2 separate regions of the Homo sapiens genome follow, and region 2 is linked to region 1. A link is a loop called in an ENCODE intact Hi-C map of the cell type or tissue named here. Cell type or tissue: B cell. All regions are shown on one strand. Each heading gives the region's core, and the rest is flanking DNA. Links, peaks and the distances in the headings are about the cores only.

The links. Hi-C counts contacts between places; a loop is a spot of excess contacts. Peaks named below come from ENCODE experiments on the same cell type or tissue, not always from the same donor. Only the 100,000 strongest peaks of a DNase experiment are listed, where the experiment ranks them.
Region 2: it touches region 1 in a loop (6-fold over the local background); 47 of 110 quality-filtered maps call a loop at or near these places.

What each region holds. Positions count from the first base shown.
Region 1 is chr10:45,969,353-45,976,425 of GRCh38, reverse strand. TIMM23 (translocase of inner mitochondrial membrane 23) reads right to left here and starts at 3,937. Exons shown (of 7, transcript NM_006327.4): 1 at 3,696-3,937; 2 at 914-972. The coding sequence starts at 3,801. It also overlaps the pseudogene PARGP1-AGAP4 and the pseudogene PARGP1. RefSeq lists enhancers at 4,117-4,246, 3,763-4,453. In B cell, for the core only: no CTCF peak of the experiment used is centred there; a DNase peak (open chromatin) is centred at 3,955; H3K4me3 peaks cover 2,049 bases; H3K27ac peaks cover 1,342 bases.
Region 2 is chr10:46,019,707-46,026,779 of GRCh38, reverse strand. The region is part of intron 1 of NCOA4 (nuclear receptor coactivator 4); the gene reads left to right. Among named protein-coding and RNA genes, the nearest start is that of NCOA4, 7.4 kb to the left of the region's middle. RefSeq lists silencers at 3,147-3,316, 4,988-5,183 and an enhancer at 3,167-3,461. In B cell, for the core only: no CTCF peak of the experiment used is centred there; a DNase peak (open chromatin) is centred at 3,269; H3K4me3 peaks cover 1,187 bases; H3K27ac peaks cover 1,708 bases.

The DNA.
Region 1 (7,073 bases), core at 1,326-6,325:
TTGGCCAGGCTGGTCTCAAACTCCTGGCCTCAAGTGATCTGCCCACCTCAGCTTCCCAGAGTGCTGGGATTACAGGTGTGAATCACTGCGCCCAGCCTAGTTTGTTTTTATAATCATTAAAGGGGGTGTTGGATGTTGTCAAATGATTTTTGTGAATCTATTGAGATAAGCATGTGGTCTTTGTACTATATTCTTTCCTTGATTGCTTTATTATAAATTGATATGGCACAATACATTAATTTTCAGATGTTAAATCAACCTTGCTTTTCTAATATACCCAAGATATATTTCCTAATATATCTTGGATTCAAAAAGATACTCTTTGAAACTTTTGATGCTTAGTCAAAAAAACCCTGATATTGTAAACTGAGCTTTAAAACACACTTTGCCTGTAATCCCAGCACTTTGGGAGCCTGGCCAACATGGTGAAACCCCGTCTCTATTGAAAACACAAGAATTAGCCAGGCGTGGTGGTGGGCGCCTGTAGTCCCAGCTACTTGGGAGGCTGAGGCAGGAGGATGGCCTGAATTTGGGAGGCTGAGGTTGCAGTGAGCAGAGATCGCGCTACTGCACTCCAGCCTGGAGGACAAAAGCAAAACTCTGGCTCAAAAACAAACAAACAAACAAACAAAAAACCCCACACACTTTGTAACTAGGCATCCCAATACTTTTATTGGGGTGCTTTCAAAAATTAATTCTGCTCTGGTTTTAAAAAATAAGCTTTTGAAGGGAGTTAACTGGTTTCAGAGAGATGCAGGCCAAGCTCCTGGTGTTTGTGAGGAAAAAAGGGTGAATGGAGACCAGAGACTTACTGCCTCCAAAAGTGTATGTCATAGTTCAAGTCAGCATAGCACTTGGCGTTTTTTTTAAAATGGTAAAATAATGCACCAAACTAGTAAAATCTTAATCTTACCTGCACGAGGTATCGTGGATCCACATTTAAATAAGGAGACAGAGGGTTCATACCAGTTACTAGAGAGAAAACAAAATGTCACATTGCAACAAAATTCTTTAAGTTAATCCAGTTAGAGTTAATCCAGCTCCTGACTGTTACATGTGTTTGCAATTTTTATAGGCTCACTGAAGGCGGAAAATTTTTTCCCATTTTATCCTCCCTATCTGTCAGTTTGGGGGCTGACTCATCCTGAGACCCTCAATCCCAAACCAGGTCTTCCACTGGTGGCTCAGGCTTTTACACCAATAAGATAATTGCAGTGTCATAGATCTGATTTTTGAACTTACAGGAAGTGTAGTCCAGGCCATTTACAAAGCTAATTTCTTTCACTTTACTCCAAGAATGCTTGGTGACTATGTAAATTACAAAATAAGACTGAAAAAAGACTAATCAATTCCATGGGAAAAACAGTGGTTGGGTTGGGTTTTCTGACTGTGTACATGTTGTATCTAACTATTTCAAGGCAGTTCCTTCACATATTACTATTAACGATTGATTTACTGTGGCAAGGTTGAGAATCCTTGGGTCATTACCACAGGTATGTGGGTCTGTGCAAAAGAAAACACAAACTTTGAGAGGGCCAGACCTGAATTCACTAACATTGAAAACAGTAAAACCTATCATCTTTGGATCCTTCTGTATCTCAGCAGTTATTTACAAACCTATGCATCACCCATGCCTCTATCTTTTCATCAATTAGGAGTCCTGCTTGTTCTATTTTTAATATCTATTTTGAATTGTGTTACTTATCTTCTCTATTGCTACCATCCTAGTCCAACCATCATATCTCACAGCAACAATTTCCTAACTCCTTGCTTTCTCTTACCCCTTCAATTCACTGTCTACATAGCAACTACAGTGATTTGTCTTAAGAAAATCGAAACTCCTTACCATAACTTACAAAATCCTACATTAGCTGTCATTCCCTACCTCTCTGATTTCACAAACTTCAATGGATCCAACTCCCTTGTAACTACGAAGACAGACTGGCCTAAGAGCTGTTCCTTAAACCTGCCAAATTTGTTTTGTTTCAGGACATTTGCACTAGCTATTTTCCTGGATACTTGCCTCCCAAGCATTTGTACTGTATTTGGGTCACAGCTCAAATGTCAACTCCCTTGAGATGTTTTCCCTAACCGGCTCTAAAATGGCATCCTGCTTCCATCACAATCTCAAGACTCTGCTTTATTCCCTTTACAGCACTTATCACTAACGGCAATGTTTTAATTTATGTTTGTTGGTTTACCTCAGTATTATGTAAGCTCTGTGAGCGCAAGAGTCCTCTTTTCAAAAAAAAACAAAAAAAACCCCCACAAAAACCACTATAGTCCTGCCCCCAGAAAAGTAGCTAGCACACTGTAAAAGCTCAGTAAATGGTGTTCATTCCCTGGTCCCCCAATTTACCTTCAAATCTTAATCAAATTAATTTAACAATATTGTCACATTAAGGAAGTGTATATGCCCTTTGTGCTCTGAAACTCAGAGATACTAAGATTAATATGAAACTGTGTTCTAAACAGGTAAAGTAGTAGCTCAGGCCTAGGAATCCCAGCATTTTGGGAGGCCGAGACAGGAGGATGGCCTGAGTTCGAGAGTTTGAGACCAGCTTGGACAACACAGGGAGACCCCATCTCCACAATAAGTCAAAAAAAAAAAAAAATTAGCCAGGCGTGGTGGTACGTACCTAGAGTCCCAGCTACTTAGGAGGCTTAGAGGGGAGGATTGTTTGAGCTCAGGAGTGCGAGGCTTCAGTGAACTATAATCATGCCACCGCACCCCAATATGGGTGACAGAACGAGGTCCTGACTCTAAAAACAAACAAACAAAAAAACGAAACAAAACACCATGTGTTGTAGATTCAGTTTTTTGACAAAGGTGACACCAGGGAAATGAAAGGTCTTTTATATTTTTTTGCACTACAGTCTGAACATATTTCGTTGTTGTTGTTCCTTAGTATAAAATACCTAGAGAAATATTACAAGGATTCTCTAAAAAGAAAGTACTTTCGTAAAGGCTTTATCCACGACCAACTGCCTATCTTTAGGTCCAAGTTGTATTTATCTAGTTGAACAACCACAGTTACAAAGTACCAAAGTTCTGGAAAACATTTTCACAAGACCGAGGAGAGGCAAAGGCAAGATATTTATGCCTCTGTATACCTTGATGTTGCCTATTTCCGTTTCTATAATTCTTACCTGGCTTCTTTCTTCATGTCTATATATCACCTTTAAAGTTCAGCTTACTTCCTAGCTCCTAAAGAAGGTTTCCTAGCCTGTCCCAAGTCATTTATTTCTCACTTACAAACAATATTACTGAATATTCTGCCCTGACGGCTACTTGGAGGCTCAGAATATGTCGCTGTGTACTAAAAAGTTAACTACGGGCTTGCTATTTGGAATACATTTACTCCCAAAGCTCGGCTCTACTCTTAATCAAGGGTCAATCACACGGCCCACCACACACAAAACGTAGGAGGCTTGGATATAAACCTAAGAAAACATGCATCATCTCGCGAGTCCAGGTCAATCACGGACAGCTTCCCCAGGAGATCCGTGGCCCTTTTTTAGGCCTTTCTATCTTGAAAGAGCAGCCATGCAGATACACTAACCCCACCACTGGTACTTAAGCTTGTAAATGCCAGCAAGGAAAAAAAAAACAACAACATAAAACATGGGACGCGCAACTTAGTGTAGACGCAAAAACCAGTCAGAAATAATCGCAAGCTAGGCCCCATACTTACGCGGGACGCCAGCCAAATCCGCGTGCGAGTAACCTGCTCCGCCGGCTCCGAAAAAGCCGGCCAATCCCCCTGTGGTTTTGTTGCCGCTTCCCCCGCCTCCTTCCATGGTATCGCAGCAAACCGAGTGGTTCCCGCCGCTGCCTCAAGCCTGGGTGGTCCGCTGGGCCGTTACTCCTCAATAACAGCGGGTAACCCCGCGTTGCCAGCGCCTACTTCACACGCTGACCTTCCGGGCGCCGGTTCCCGTTAAGCGCCACACTTCCGCTTTGCGGCAATGTGCGCCCCGGAAGCTGGAAGCGCCTGACGGCAGCTTTCCGGTGGTGGGAAAGTGAACGAATCCCGAATCAAAGCGGCGCATTGAGGCAGGTGGGGTGCCAGTGGAAGAGAGAAAGCAGGCGAGTGTTTACGGCCTGACTTGGGAGGCCGGCGGATCAGCAATTGCAGAAGCAGGCAGCGGCAGAGAGGGAATGGTGCAGGCAGGCGCTGAGAAGGACGCGCAGTCCATCTCTCTCAGGTTAGTGAAATGAGGCTCTCCGCCCGGGGCCGGCCCGGGGACAGTGCGCTGCTGGTCCCAGCATGAATGCGGGCCCCGGCTGTGAACCCTGCACCAAGCGACCCCGCTGGGGCGCCGCTACAACTTCGCCGGCTGCTTCGGACGCCCGGAGCTTTCCGAGCAGGCAGAGGCGCGTCCTCGACCCCAAGGACGCTCACGTGCAGTTCAGGGTCCCACCGTCCTCGCCAGCCTGCGTCCCAGGGCAGGCGGGACAGCACAGAGGCAGCGCCACCTCGCTTGGTACGTGGGAAAATAAAAATCTTTGTCCTTCGCCTCGGCCCGAACCTTCTGGTCTCAGGGACTCCAGTCACTCCTTTCTGGTCTTGTGTGCATCATCACTCTGAGGTCCACTTGCTGAGCTACCAAAGCCACTAGTGGGTGAATGGGGCCGCATTTTTCCCAGTGCGATTGATGTGAGAAACTCTGATGAGCAGTCACTCACAGGGCGGAAAATGGCAGGAGACTCCACCACCTGTTTGCTTCTTCAGGTTTGATTGAGAAATTGCCTTAGTCGTCAAGGAGATCTAATTGTGTATGTAAAACAGTAGGGCGCTTCAGCCTCTAGATAGGAAGAAAACAACTTCACTTGTGCAGATTCTGGGTCCCAGGGTGCAGAGCTATTAGTCTAAGCTGGCATTGTACCCGTCCCTGGTATACAGTGTTGAATGAGAGAAACTTGGCCTCTGCCTTCATACCTTAAAATCTATCTGGAGAGATAGACGATAGCAAAAGTTAATATAATAAAAGGTAATGGATGTTCTGATAGATGAAAGACAGATTGTTTTACCTAACTGAATTTATGGAATCGAAAATAGTCCTCCAGAAGATGAGATGCTTATTCTGAGGACTGTAGAATGAGTAGGAGTTAGATGAAGAGGAAGTAAGAAGTGTTTCAGGAGTGCAATGGAGGCCGGGCGCGGTGGTTTTGCCTGTAATCCCTGCGCTTTGGAAGGCCGGGGCGGGTGGATCACCTGAGGTCAGGAGCTCAAGACCAGCCTTACCAATATGGTGAAACCCCGTCTCTGCTAAAAACACAAAAAATTAGCCTAGCGTGGTGGCGGGCAACTGTAATCCCAGCTACTCCGGAGGCTGAGGCAGGTGAGGCAGGAGAATCACTGGCATCCGGGAGGCGGAGGTTGCAGTGAGCCGAGAGGGCACCATTGCACTCCAGCCTGGGCAACAAGAGCGAAACTCCGCCTCAAACAAAACAAAACAAAACAAAACAAAAACAGGAGTGCAATTGATATATAGAGTGAACGCAAGAGAGTGTGAGAGATGAGGCTGCAGGGTGGTACAGAAAAGTCAGATCAAATTGGATATGTAGACATTGCTAAGGATTTTGAACTCTAAGGGCATTGATAAGCTACTCAAGGGTTTTTAGTAGGGGAGTGACTTGATTAGACTTATTTATTTGTTGAAAAGTCTGTGTGGCTGGTGTGTGGAAAATAAAGAATGGATTGAAAAGGAACTCAAGTGGAGCATCAAGACTCAGTTAAGGAGTTAATCTAGGTTGGAAATAATTGTAGCTTAGGCCTGGATGCTGGCAATAGGGAAGGGGATGGATTCATGAAAGAATGGGATACTTGAGAAGAAATATTTCTGTGCTGGAGAAGTAGATTGGGGAGTTCATGGCATAAACATTATAATGGATGCTATGGGCATAGATAACATAAACATGTAGAGAAAGTAAAGGTGACCTAGGGCAGAAGCCTTAGGAACACCAAAGTTTAAGAGTAGACTGAAGAGAAGCGGCTGTAGAGGTGGGAGGAAAGCCTGGCTCGTGTTGTGTCAGACAAAGGAGAGCATTTCAAAAAGGATGCATTCATTAACAGTGTAAGAGGCTGGGCAGAGCTCGGGCAGTTCTCTGGTGAAGAGTGTACACTTAGATGTCTTCGAACTTAGGGACAGTACCAAGTAGACTTGCACTAGGCCTTGAAGGATGAGGAAGATTTGCTGTATAAATCAAGAGGAGAAAGAATTATACACGCAGAGGGAATAAGACATGCAAAAGTTGGTAAGACTGGAGCATAAGATGACAGAGGAGTGTCTGATGAGGCTGGGTGGCAGACAGGAGCTTATGAAGAAACTCAAATTCCATTTTAAGGAATTTCAACCTTATTCTGTGGTTAATGGAGAAACCACTAAAAAGCTTTTAAGCGTGGGAATACCATTTGGTTAATATTTTAGAAAAGTGGCTTTTGGACTTTCCTAACTGCAACCCACAGCATAAATTTTATCCAGTACACAGAGTAAGAAATATATGTAACCTGGCAAATAAGCCATATTTATAACTGAAATAAATGTTTCATGAAATAATACTTAATCTTTCTATGTGTGATGCATTCTTATATTGTCTGTGTTATTTCATTGAAAAATGACTGGTCATTTGTAGTTTGTAGAACACTGGATAGTCAAGGCTGTAGACAGGGAGACTAGTTGCAAGAAACAAATGGCAGTTGTCTAGTAAGCGATGTGTTTAAAGAGTATGAGGAAGGGATGGATTTAAAATTTAGGATGTAGATTTCAGAGAACTTGGTATAGGGGAGAGGGAACTGAAGGTGAACTTCAGGTATATGTTCAGGTGTACTTCAGCTTCTGTGACTGGATAGTTTGTGGTTTCATTAACCTTATTTGCATGTAAAGGAGGAGGAGTTAGTTGCAAATAGGGGTGAGGGCAGTCAGTCCTCACTGGTTGGATCTTAATTAAGATTTCTGCAGAAGAGGTACCAAATGAATACTTGGGGCTGTATTTCGCATGTTTAAATGTTTTCTGTATACCTGGCACAGGACACCAATTAACAGAATGTTCAAAGACTATATTTGTA
Region 2 (7,073 bases), core at 1,006-6,005, 51 kb before region 1:
GTTTTGTTGTCAGTTTGGTCATGGGTGAGAAGTTAAGTCTTTTAATACTGAGACAATTTCAGCTTTCAAAAGAAGATAATCTCAGGTGTGTTTTGAGCTTTATTTTGGCATTATTGTTAGTCCTCTAGGCTTTAAAGGAGGGAAAATATTAATATTTTATCACTTGTTGGCTTCTATGGGGAGAACCACAAAGTGTTTGCCATATAAAATCAGGATAAAATGGCATTATTACTGTGATAGTAGGTAAGTTAACATATTTTCCTATCCTTGACTCTATTATGGCAAGAAGTTTCAAGTTGAATATAGTCCCCCCAATATTCAACTTGAAATTCAGTTAGAATTTCTGTGGTACTGCCAACTCTGAAGAAAAAATCCAGAGTTGGCTGTAAAATACAGTAAATGTGTCCCCTTTAACCCACAATCTTGCTGCTATTTGTGTGAATCCATGAAGCTGAGCTTTGTGGTTCTGGCAGCAGGAAAGACACTATCTCAGCACTTATTCTGGGATCATACTTTCAGTGGCAACACCCTTGCCAGCTTTGTCTTGTTTGAAAAAAGCCAAAAGTAATAGTTGTGCTAGAAACATTTTCTTTCTCTGAAAAAACCTTCCTGCATTAATACAGGCCTTAGTGGGACATCAAGTTGATTATCTATGTTTAAAGCAGAACTATACCATACTTACTGTGGCTAGTCTGAACCTAAACATTAATTTATCATATATTCATCCGTTTGTCCAAAATGTCTTAGGCCTCTGTTGAATTTAGGGTGAAGCATTGTACAATTGCCAGGGACATTTTCTCTTTATGTCGATTCAGTGGCACACATAGAATGTGAACGGTTGGTAATGACAAGGTACTGATACCAGGTTGTCTGCTTAGTATTAGGATGTACAAAGCTATTAATTCATAAATAAGACATGGTTTCTTCTCTCATGGAGCCCTCAGGCTAAGGAGGCAGGCATGTAACAATAGGGTAACATATGTTACAGGCGTCCTGCCGGAAACCCATACAGATTACAGTGGTAATGCAGGAGGGAGCAGCCAACTCTATTGGCCAAAAGTATTGAGGAGTGAGGTGCTCAGTCAGGAAAGGCTTTGTAGTTAGTGATGGTGACTTGAAAAGCAGATAGGTAGGGAGAAGAGGAGAGACTGGCATTGCTGACAGAACTGGCATAGCCAAGCTGCACAAGATAAACCAAACTATCCTATGCATAGAAAAGCTGTCCAGTAGATTAGGGTGTGGGAGCTGTTCTGGGAGACAGCAGGAGAGTCAGAGTGAGGCCAGGAAATAGACAGCTGTGATGGTTAATTTTAGGTGTCAACTTGACTGGATTAAGGACATCTAGAAACCTGGTAAAATGTTATTTTGGGGTGTGTCTGTTTCCAGAGGATATTGGGGTGTGAATCCAAGTGGATTAGGTGGGGAAAATCCACCCTCAGTGTGTGTGGGCACCATCCAATCTGCTGGGGCCCAGAGAGAACAAAAACATTGAAAAGGCAGATCTATTTGCTGGAGCTGGGATACATTCTTCCTCTCCTGTCTTTGGACAACAGAACTCCAGGCTCCCCAGGCTTTGGGCTTCAGGACTTGTATCATTGGCCCCCTGGGTTCTCAGGCCTTTGGCTTCAGACTGAGAGTTACACCATCTGCTTTCCTGGTTCTGAGGCCTTTGCACTTGGACTGAGCCATGGTACTGGCATCCCAGGGTCTCCAGCTTGCAGACAGCCTGTCATGGGATGTCTCAGCCTGCTAATCACATGAGCCAGTTCCCCTAATAAATCCCCTCTCATATCTATATCTGTATATATCTTTATGTCTATATCTATGTCTGTCTATATAATGTTCCATCTCTCTGGAGAACCCTAACTCAGGAGCCTTATTGCCTTTAAAAGAAATTTGGACTTTATCCTGTAGGCAAATGGGGAGCCATAGGAGAGCTACGCTGCTTTAGATGAGATGATCTACTTGGGATGGTTGGTTGTTGTTTTGAGACAGCATAGAAATTCTTGAAGCAGAAGAGAGGTAAAATACCTTATGCATTTTTCCCCTTTAGAACCTAAACATTTTATAAAGACACAAGGGCAAATACTGAAGCATAAGGGAGTAAAAAGCTACATGTAAAGTGGTCTGAGTGCAGAATTTTAGATTTTTGTGATTTTCTTTCTCCTTAGTCTTTTTATGTTTATGTAATATTTAATAAATCACATCATTATAGTAACAGCTACAGCTGGCTTGAGGAGAGAAACACAAATGAATATAACTGTGAAACTCAGTGAACATATACATAGGGGAGTAGCTGAAGACTTTACTGTGCTGGGGCGTTGGTCAGGATCTTTTAGAGAGAGAACAGAGACCGTTGGTTAAGTAGGTGACGGCCAACAAAGTTTCTTTGTATTTACATTGTGATCAGCCATTTTTCAGAGGCACATAAAATAGATGAAAGTTCCTGACATGAGTTATATTTTAATAGAATTCCTTCTTTGTTGCCATTGATGTAAATTAGTACAAAGGACCATAAAATTGTAACTTTAGTCATTCAGAAGTATGTCTGTTTTTTTTGTGTCTTTACGAAATGTATTATCCAAGGAGGGCTTTTGGAATTAGGGAGAAATTTTCTTATTTTTGATAATGAATGCCTGGATTGGGGTCCCAGAAATTGTATGCATCACAGACAAAGCAGGCACTTCCACTCTGTTCATCTGAAATCTAAGGGATACTTAATTTAGGGTAATGGCTCCTTAGTGTTCCCCTTTGGTGTTTCTCATGTGATTTTGCTTTACTCTTAATATTAACAAAAACAGCTTTATATGCATAGACAACAGCAAGTATTTTACATTCAAAAAATCGACTGAAAGGTAATAGAATTACAACATTGTCTAGATTTCATCTTTTGGCCTGATTGCATATGCAGGCTATGAGGATTATCTTGGAGAAAAGGGAAAGCTAGAAGTACCATAAGCATGATAGTCACAGGTAGGTAGGGCTATATTGCCAGGCACTGTCCTAAACATTTTAATTCATGTAATTCATTATAGTTCATATATAATTCTCATTGAGTTGGGCCCATTATCGGGTGGAGCAAGTGGGGAGAGGAGAGGCTGGAGAGGAGCCCCAGGTGCCATCCGAGGTCCTTCTAGCTGGCCTTACCCTGGGGGCCGGGCGGGGGCAGCAGGCGTCTAGCAGGGAGGCCCAGCGGGGAGGGAGCTGCAGGGGGGCCGCGAGCGCCAGCGGGGACTGGCTGGGAGCAGGGCAACAATGGGCGGAGTTTTCCGCTCCTCCCCGCCCTTGGCTTGAGCGCTCCAGCTCGCTAGTGGCCCGGGCGAACTGGAGTTGCCGTGTGACGCGTGGGCGGGACGAGGCCCGGGCTCGGGGACCTTTCGCACTCGGGTCAGGGGTAAAGCAGCCTGTCGCTTGCCGGGCAGCTGGTGAGTCGGTGACCTGGCCTGTGAGGTACGTCTGGCAGCCCAGGGGCCGTAGCGGGAGCCCTTGAGGCCGGTAGCCTTGCAGGGCTGGCGCCGGGCAGGAGCCGGGTCGCAGCGGCTGACTGCACAACTGCGTGCGAATCGGCGACCGGGGCGAGGGCAAGGGCTCCTGAGGCCGCTTGGAAAGGGCTTTTGGGAAGTCTAGAAAGCCGCATGAGTCACTGTTGCTTTCGTATTAGAAATGCCTTGTTTTCGAATTAGAAATGCCTTGCGGTCGGTTTTCAGTTACTACTTTAGAAAATTGATGTGCTGGGATTTATTGCCCTCAGTTGCTTGTATAAAGGTGGACAAATCTGAGCCTAGTAAACTCTGAAGTGTTAAATCTTAAAATGTTCAATAGTGAATTTATTATTATCTTATTTTAAATCTGTTGCGATATTAACGTTTGTTTGTGTGGTTTTAAAAAGATTACAGAGAACCAGATTCTGGATTTCAGAAACTGCTTGTCTTGATAAGGAATTTAAAATGGGCTGGGGCTAAGGTAAGATGTATATAATCCTTGAGTTAATGAGTTGTATAAAAAACAACCTTTAGGCCGGGCGCGGTGGCTCACGCTTGTAATCCCAGCACTTTGGGAGGCCGAGGCGGGCGGATCACGAGGTCAGGAGATCGAGACCATCCTGGCTAACACGGTGAAACCCCGTCTCTACTAAAAATACAAAAAAATTAGCCGGGCGTGGCGGCGGGCGCCTGTAGTCAGTCCCAGCTACCTGGGAGGCTGAGACAGGAGAATGGTATGAAGCCGGGAGGTGGAGCTTGCAGTGAGATCGCGCCACTGCACTCCAGCCTGGGCGGCAGAGCTAGACTCCGTCTCAAAACAAAAAAAAAACCCAAAACCAACCTTTAAAAAAAAGACGGAAGAAAGAACGTGTGAAGTGAAAAAAGTCTCAAGGTAAAATTGCAAAATATTTTTTAACATAATTTTTTTAAACTAAAAGCTTTACAGACGGTCTAATGCAGGTTGTCTCATCAAAGATAACCAAATTGTTCAGTTAGTATTTCGAGTGTAGTACTCATAGAACACATAGGTATCCTGTGGATAGATGCTGCGCTTGGCCTTTTAGCAATGACTAGGATGCCAGGCAAATAAGTAAAAAGTAGAGGTCTTTGGAGGGGCAGGGGCAGGTGGCAAGGGGGGCAGAGAATGTGAGAGTTGGAAGGTGAGGTTACAGATGATCTAGTCTGAGCTTTCATTCTTACAGACGAATGAAGCCTGGAGTGGCTGTGATACAGACGTTGAATCAAAACTATTTGCATTGGTATTTGGCAGTGTTTTGGTTTTTCTGAGCCTATCATGACATACAAGGGTACTGTTTATTTATTTATTTATTTATTTTGAGATGGAATTTCGCTCCTGTTGCCCAGGCTGGAGTGCAATGGCTGCGACCTTGGCCCACTGCAACCTCCGCCTCCCAGGTTCAAGCGATTCTCCTGCCTCAGCCTCCCGATTAGCTGGAATTACAGGCATGCGCCACCACGCCCGGCTAATTTTGTATTTTTATTAGAGACAGGGTTTCTCCATGTTGGTCAGGCTGGTCTCGAACTCCTGACCTCAGGTGATCCGCCCACCTTGGCCTCCCAAAGTGCTGGGATTACAGGCGTGAGTCACCGCGCCCGGCCAGTACTATTTTTGTTAGTGTTATCCAAGGCAGAAGATTCTGAACAATTGTGGTTATAATTTACTGAGGACTATGAAAATTGACTGAAAATCTTAACGGAAGTTATTTCAATAGTAATCCATTGGAATGTTAATTTTAATCACTAGTGTTGGCAAGTAAAAATACTTTACAGGTGATAATACACTAAAGGAAGAACAAGCTCATCTGGGAGAGAGAACCCAGGACTAGACCTTGGAAACTGTAGTTCTAAACCCAAATCTTACCCCTTCTGGCTGTGGCCCTTCAGATGGGTCACTTAAACTATCTGGGCTTTTGTGGCTTCATATGTAGAATGAGAGTGTTATATTAAAGAGATGACCAAGATTTTTTCCAGCTTTATTTTTTATTTTTTTAAAGAGGCTTGTGAGGAGCTATTTTTCAGCTTTAAATTGTAGTTTGTGTGGGTCACAAGAGTTAAAGCTCTTTGGAAATTTTATGGTTAAGCCATACAGTAATGACTTAGCTTCATTACATAACCACTTCATTTGTGGTTAGTTGCTCAATTCTGGTGCCATGATCTTCAGACTTCACAAATAGATTTGTGCAAAGCATTGTGTAAGCATGGCATATATAGTTTAAAGAATTCCTTGTTGCGGAAACTCCAGGTTTTGTTATTCGTTTGAAGGGTATGTGTGTTTCCTCCTCCTTTACTTCCTCCACCCCCAAATTTAGGACAGGGATACTAGAGGCAGGGAAGTTTTAGAAAGCACTTAAACTTTTAATGTTGTCTCAAAACATAAACATTTAAGGCAGTCCTCTTTTGAAGATGGCAAGGCAATATTTTGGATTATAATGGTGAAGATAAAAAGACATTTTTAGTAATCTTTTATTGATTTGAATATTAGGATCAGAGCTGATTTGGTCCAATCTTTCTACACGTAAGAAAACAGTCAAAAATATCCATACTTGGTATATATTAGAGGATTTAGACTATTGAGTTTTTGGAGTAAATAAAAGATTGCCTTTTGCTGTGCTGTATAGTGAAAGACTAGATGGAAATCTAATATTTATTAAATAAGCACGACCTCCTTACCCCTAAGTCTGTGAGTCTATATTCCTCACATATGAATTAGGAAGTTAGGTTCCACAAGGGCAAATGGTGCAAGGTCATAGCCCTGATAAATGGCTAAAGGATTCTGTCAGGTCCTGTTCACAGCCTGTCAGCTAAACCTGATAACAATAACCACTGCAATGTGGAGGGCTTACGGTGTGCAGGTGCTAGGCTAAGTGCCGGTAGACATATAATATCTCACTTTAACCTTACTGCAGCCCCTCTGTAGCAACCATCCTTGTCTCCCTTTTTCCTGAGGAAGTTGAGGCCCAGAGAGATTATGTTACTAGCTCAGGGGTCTCAAGCTTGGAGACACAGCCATAACTCAGGTTTGTCAGACTCCAGAGTGACCTCTTAACGGTCATGCTTGCTACTCTGGCTCTTGAACCTGAAACAAATGGTGAATAACTGTTGAAAATGGCCATGTGAACTAGTTACCTCATACAAGTCTCTTTGGATGTAACATTTCGTACAGCTGGCTTAGGCTCATTGTGATTTGAATTCACCCATGGTTGGGGCTCTTCATTTCCGCTCTGAAGGCTTCCTCTTCATCACAGTGCAAGAGGGCAAGCCTTTGCATAGCTCCTTTCTTGGCATCTGGGCTCTGAAAGCTGACAGTGCTCTAACTGCGCCACAGGGAGGAGGAGGGACAGAGAGAGCCAAAGGCAGCAAAGGGGCAAGCATCCTGGGACTTACCATAAAGAAATGAAACAGATTTTCTTCGTGGCTGACAGATGAGTTCTCAAGATGACTTTTGAAGGATAACACTCCTTTTAATTTGAAAAAAATGTGATAACTGTGTGTGGAAAAATCAGTTTTGTAACTTTTAAATCTCATCCTACATTCTGTCTATAGCTGATAAGGGCAAAGTCCAATGTGTGA